Regions from separate parts of the Homo sapiens genome. Here region 1 is linked to region 2. Evidence: chromatin loops called from intact Hi-C (ENCODE). Cell type or tissue: PC-9. All regions are shown on one strand. Links, peaks and the distances in the headings refer to the core of each region. The heading gives the core; the rest is flanking DNA.

Region 1 (2,934 bases), core at 252-2,751, 47 kb before region 2:
TACAGTTCTGTGTCTTCAAGTGAATTTGGACCACTTATTTTCTCACACAATGTTATGCTATCTATTTCAGTCAATGTAAATACTTCTCCCTTTTGGATTCTGAGACTCAGGGTTAAATATTGAATCCAGTAGCAGTGGTTAACTAAGCCTAACTTTGTGAAATAGTTTTCTCATTTCCTAAGCATTTTAGTCAGATTTTTAAATATTTATCTCAAGTGTGTATCAATGCCATTTAGCTATCATGAATTCTTTTAGAAAACAGACCAACTTAAAAATTAGAAAATCATATTAAAATACATTTGAATGTTTTTTCTGCATTTTTTATTGTTATCCATATTTGATATTCAATTTCATCTCTGCAAAATAACTCTGAACTATACATTTGTTACAAAATATTTCAAGAAAATCTAACAAGTTACAATACAAGAGTAGCTTTAATAAAATCTTAGTGTAAAAGTTTTGGTAGAAGTAATAGAATCTACCAATGATTGGACTCAATAAATTTAAAACAGCACTGGAGTAAACAGCAGCTCAAGACAATAACTGTTTCTGTTGTTTTTATTTCCATTTATATTAATTAACTAAGCACCTTCTAAACATATGAGCATTGATAATGTTTGAAACAACACTGAGTGACAGATACTTTCCCTCATTTTATATTAAAAGATAACTGAAGCTCTAGGATATCAGTGGCTTGTATAAAATAACCCAGCTTGACTTGAAGGCGTTTGTGAAAGACTATGTATTAGACCTTAGACCTGCTGTTTAGGCCACCTAGTGTCTTAAAACAAAAACAAAAACAAACCTAGGTTATCCATAATAACGTATATCTATTGCAAGGATAACAGTGCATGAGGTAGCAGCAGAAGTCCGTTTATCAGCTGCACATCAACCTAGGTCCAATTCTTCAAATTCCATAATGTAAAGGAGTTTGCATAACTACACAGAAACATGCTTGCCAATCCTTAAGTCAGAAATCCCAGCCACATAAGCCACCCATTTTCCAAAGGGAAGAGTTTGCTTGAGATGGTCTGAATATCATTTGATGTGCTATAGTTCTACTGGGCAGTTCTAGTCAGCTATGTCTGCATGAACAGCTAAAGAACCCTATTCGGTCCTGCCCATTAGCCAAATAAGAAGGGCCTCTACACCAAACCCATGTATTTAAAGGACTACACGTATCACACATATACAAACTAAGAAATGTACTAAAGAGCATTCAGACTTTTCTGTTACTTAGCATAGGTAAACTGTAACCGACATATCCTTTCTTTTGGTGAACAATGTTCAAGTTTTATAAAAAATCTTGTCAACATCTTTTGTTCTAAGTTCTCAAAAGAAAAGCAAATAAAAAATATCATGAAAGGTTATGGGTTTTACTATGCTGCCAGTTTTGGAAAGACACTGCTTCAGAGTATAGGAGAAATTTGAAGAGTTAAAGCTCTTAAGTAACTGAAAAGATTAATCAAGTAAGTTGTTTCAACATTCTTCCCAGATACTAATTCTTGCATAATTAATTATTGTTTCCCAGGAATAATGAAGGTTCATTTTATTGTCTCCCTTTATATTTTAATTTGTAGAAACTGATTAACTAGGAGGATATTTGCAACAGTTGCAAATGGCTACTGAGGAATTTTTTTGGTATTAAATAGCTTCAGAAATATGTATTAAATAACAAACAAAAATATATACATATACAGAGAGAAAGAATGAAGTGTAATACTATTTATTTCATGGATACACAGGTAGATATTGAATAGTAGAATTGTAAATAGTTATAGTTTTATTAATTTATAAATGTAATTAAATTTTTAAAATTAACTTTAGAATTCTGGATATCTAAATAATTCTGATATTGTTTATTTATAACTTCTGGTAATTAAGAGATGTGGTACGTAGGCCTCCATATGTTTTCTTGCTGTGAGATGCCAAGTGTAAACAATCAGCCTGTTCTGGGGTCAGGCAACAGTCTAGGAAAAATTTGCTATGGCCACATGAGTGGCCTGGTATCTTCCCCTAACAAAACATGTGGCACTAGCAATGCCTGCTAAGATGGAGAAGGAAATTAGACTGGACCAAGTACTTTAAAAAATGGCTGTGGGGTGGGCATGATGGCTCACGCCTGTAACCCCAGCACTTTGGGAGGCTGAGGCAGGCAGATCACCTGAGGTCAGGAGTTTGAGACCAGCCTGGCCAACATGGTGAAACCCCATCTCTACTAAAAATACACACACAAAAAAAAAGTAGCTGGGCGTGGTGGCACCTGCCTGTAATCCCAGCTATTTGGGAGGCTGAGATAGGAGAATCGCTTGAACCCAGGAGGTGGAGGTTGCAGTGAACCGAGATTGCACCACTGCACTCCAACCTGGGCAACAGAGCAAGACATCGTCTCAATAAATAAATAAATAAAAATAAAAAATGGCTGTGTATGTGACAGGCACTAATATGTAGACACCTCTTTCAGCCCACCTAGAATATAATATCTAATGGTTGGTATTTTTCAAACCTTAAATCAGAAATCAGCAATCTTTCCGAAACACGAAACTTTCTACTTCTTGAGTTATACAGGGAAAGGGTCTAGAGTCTGCCCATTTGGTAGCCACCACATCACTGCTCTTACCTATAATTCTAATGTATTAATGGCAGGATGTGGATGCTTATCCAGTTTCCAGTCACAATCAGAGACAACTGAGTAGAAGGTTATTTTGAATATGCCCTCACATGAACAATAGCCTGAGTCTTCTTTTGAAAGAAAAACACAGAAGGAGATGGAGAGATCAATCCTTAAGCCACTATTAGCTAGATTTACCACTTAACTCACATGAGTTAAGGAGGAAAATTCAGGGTTGTAAAGATAAGAATAGTAACAATAATTATAGCTACCAATTATTAAGCATCAACTATGTTCCAGAAACTTGACATACATTAATCAAC
Region 2 (2,934 bases), core at 202-2,701:
TTCTGCCTTGGGCCTCCCTATGATAGAGTAATGTTATCCAGTAGATAAAAGGGTGTGTTCCTGGGATCTGACAACCTGGTTTCCATTCCTGAATCTGTCCCTTCTGGACTCTTAGAACTTGGGCAGCTTCCATATTCTCTCTGACCTCAGTTTCCACATATATGACATAGAAATAAAAATAGTACTTCCATCATAGAGTTGTAAAAAATAAATAAACTAATATTTATGAAGCATTCAGTAGTGCCTGACTACAATAAGCACTCAATAAATATTAACTATTACCACTTAATCATTTCACTATACCACTATTTCACTATACCCTATTCCTTAGGGTACCATTTAGTGCTCTAAAGTGCTTATTTACTTGATAATAGTCGAGTTGCCCAAATGTGTTTTGCCTCCAAAGTAAGCAGTTCATTGTTTACCTAATTGCCTAATGGACTCTAACATATTTTAATTTGTTTGGTTAATAATAAAACCATATAAGAAGGCATTATTCTTATCATTTAAAAAGTTATTAGAAAAAATTAATGTATATATTGAATGTGGAAAGCTTATTAAATTCACTTCTTTGAAAATATGCTCAACTTATTAACATTTATGTTAGTTATTATTTTAAAAAGCAGTAAAAACAAAACTTTCCTATGCTTTTTCAAACAAACTTTTTTTAGTCTATACAGAGTCAAACAGCTTTTTGATATATCTCAGTAAAATTCAGACATCTAGATCGTTCTATGTTAGTTTTCAAGTACATTCAATTTTACAAGACATTCTCGTCTTTTTTCTTCGTTCTCTCCCTCATTCTTTGTGGTTTTACCCTTTTTAAATTCTTCAATAAACAAAACTAACTAAAATTGTTCAAAGGTGACTTCAGCTATCTAGACCTTTGGTAACTAAAAGTTTTAGGAACCCAAAGGAGAATTTTCTTCCATTAAGCCACTTACCACAAGAATATTTGTATATTTATGTATTTAAATTTATCTGTTTGATTTTGAACCTATTTTATAAATAGATGAAAAGTGCTATTTTATTTAACAATAAATTTGCTATGTAAAGTTTAAAAAACTTTTTGCAAAGTGAATTGTTAGTGTCATCAATTTTTTTTCTACAATACATAATGAATTTCTTTTAAGCAAATTCCATTCGGACTTTTCCATCTCCAATAGGGGCACAATCAGGCCAACTGCAGCAGGAATGCAGCAAGATATTTGGAAGCCTTTCTACATCGTTGTGACTGGCAAACTGTAGGATGCTTTACTAAGGCAGAAAATTCTTTCTCTGAAGTTTTTAGGAACAGGATGAGTAACTTCTCTGGGAACACTGCCATCCTGAAATCTGAAGGACAGACTGGAATTTCCAGATTATTTAATACAGTTCCATGTCACATGCTTATCAAACTTTGCCTTCATTGATGGCCTGCCTCTTACAAAAGAGTGAAATAATCAAAATGTGCTTTGCTTGCCTTTTTCTACAATGTAGTGTTACTCATAATATTACCTGAATCCTTACAGAACAACTGGTGCTCTCATCTTCCAAAACTTATGAGCTGTCTGTCCACTGTGGGAAAAATTAAGTGAACTAGCATCACTATATGTAGCATTCTCTAGTACACAAATACTTATGGAATGACATTTAGTTCTCACAGCACAACTCTTTGAGAAAGATATTCTTCTCCCAACTTCGCAATAGGAGGGTCAGAGGTGACAAGCTTGTTCAAAGCAGAATAGCTGATTCCAAATTCAATGCTCTTTCCTACAAGCTACATTTTTCTCTATTGTCTGATAACCCCTAAAAATTAACCACAAATATGTCTAATTGGAATTTTTCAGGGACTGTGGCAAAACAGGTGGGGAAATTGTTTTAGAGCTGGGAAAGAGGAGAGACTTTTCCCAGCTCTCTTCAAATTTTGATAAGTAGTCAGTTTCACAGTCTGACCATGCCTGAGTCCCAAATTTCAGGGGTTTTTTTTTGTTTTTTGTTTTTAATAATGGCATTTGTCCTTTGGTGATTCAGTTGCATGGCAATCTGAATCTTGTAGAAAAACAGCACATTCTTACCTCAGTGTGTTTCTCCTATAGTCATTTTATGCATGACCAAAATAGATCATCTCTTAAGTCTTATTACTCATTTAATCCAAAAATATTAGGAAATATCGGGAAATCAAGAGTGACACTATCCTACTTAGACCTAATGGTTACTTTGAAATTTTTCTTTGGTATCATTGTCAGCACTTGCAAAGAAACATAAACACTTTAAATTAATGTTATAAAAATTAGTGCCTAGAGAAAACTTTCATGAAATGTTTAGTCATGCTTGTATGTTTACCTGATGATTCAAAAGCTTGATTATTCTGGAATGAAACTTCATCACTATCTATCAATATACACTTGGGCAAATTCACAGATGTAACAAATTAGCATTTGTTAAAGTACATATTTTAGCTTGGAATTCATAATGAATATTTAAAATACTTCAAATTACAAATGAATGCATATTAAATGATGTGTCATTTATTTATTAGCTATCATTATTAAGTGATGCAATGCATATTGAGTGTTTTGCCAGGAATCTGACACATAGTAAGAGTCTGATAAAAGACATTCTTGTAAATCTAAAGAGCATGACTTGATTTTATGTTCCCTTTTATTTTACATTTTATGCTGCTCTCCTCATGATTATTTGTTCCATTACTAATTTTTATTTACTTATTTTTTGAGATGGAGTCTCACTGTGTCACCCAGGCTGGAGTGCAGTGGCATGATCTTGGTTCACTGCAACCTCCGCCTCCCGGGTTCAAGAGATTCTCGTGCTTCAGCCTCCCAAGTAGCTGGGATTACAGCCATGAAGCCACTGTGTCTAATTTAAAAATTAGTGAATTTTTAAAAAGAAATTTTTTAACAGCAAAACAACTGTAAGTTCAAATATATATATCAA

What was found. A loop is a pair of places that touch in the nucleus more often than their neighbours do. Peaks named below come from ENCODE experiments on the same cell type or tissue, not always from the same donor. Only the 100,000 strongest peaks of a DNase experiment are listed, where the experiment ranks them.
Region 1: a loop joins it to region 2, with 2.0 times the contacts of the local background. A loop is called at or near these places in 2 of 110 quality-filtered maps.

What each region holds. Positions count from the first base shown.
Region 1 is chr2:209,343,759-209,346,692 of GRCh38, forward strand. No RefSeq gene overlaps it. Among named protein-coding and RNA genes, the nearest start is that of MAP2, 79 kb to the right of the region's middle. In PC-9, for the core only: no CTCF peak of the experiment used is centred there; no DNase peak of the experiment used is centred there.
Region 2 is chr2:209,390,659-209,393,592 of GRCh38, forward strand. No RefSeq gene overlaps it. Among named protein-coding and RNA genes, the nearest start is that of MAP2, 32 kb to the right of the region's middle. In PC-9, for the core only: no CTCF peak of the experiment used is centred there; a DNase peak (open chromatin) is centred at 1,383; H3K27ac peaks cover 1,540 bases.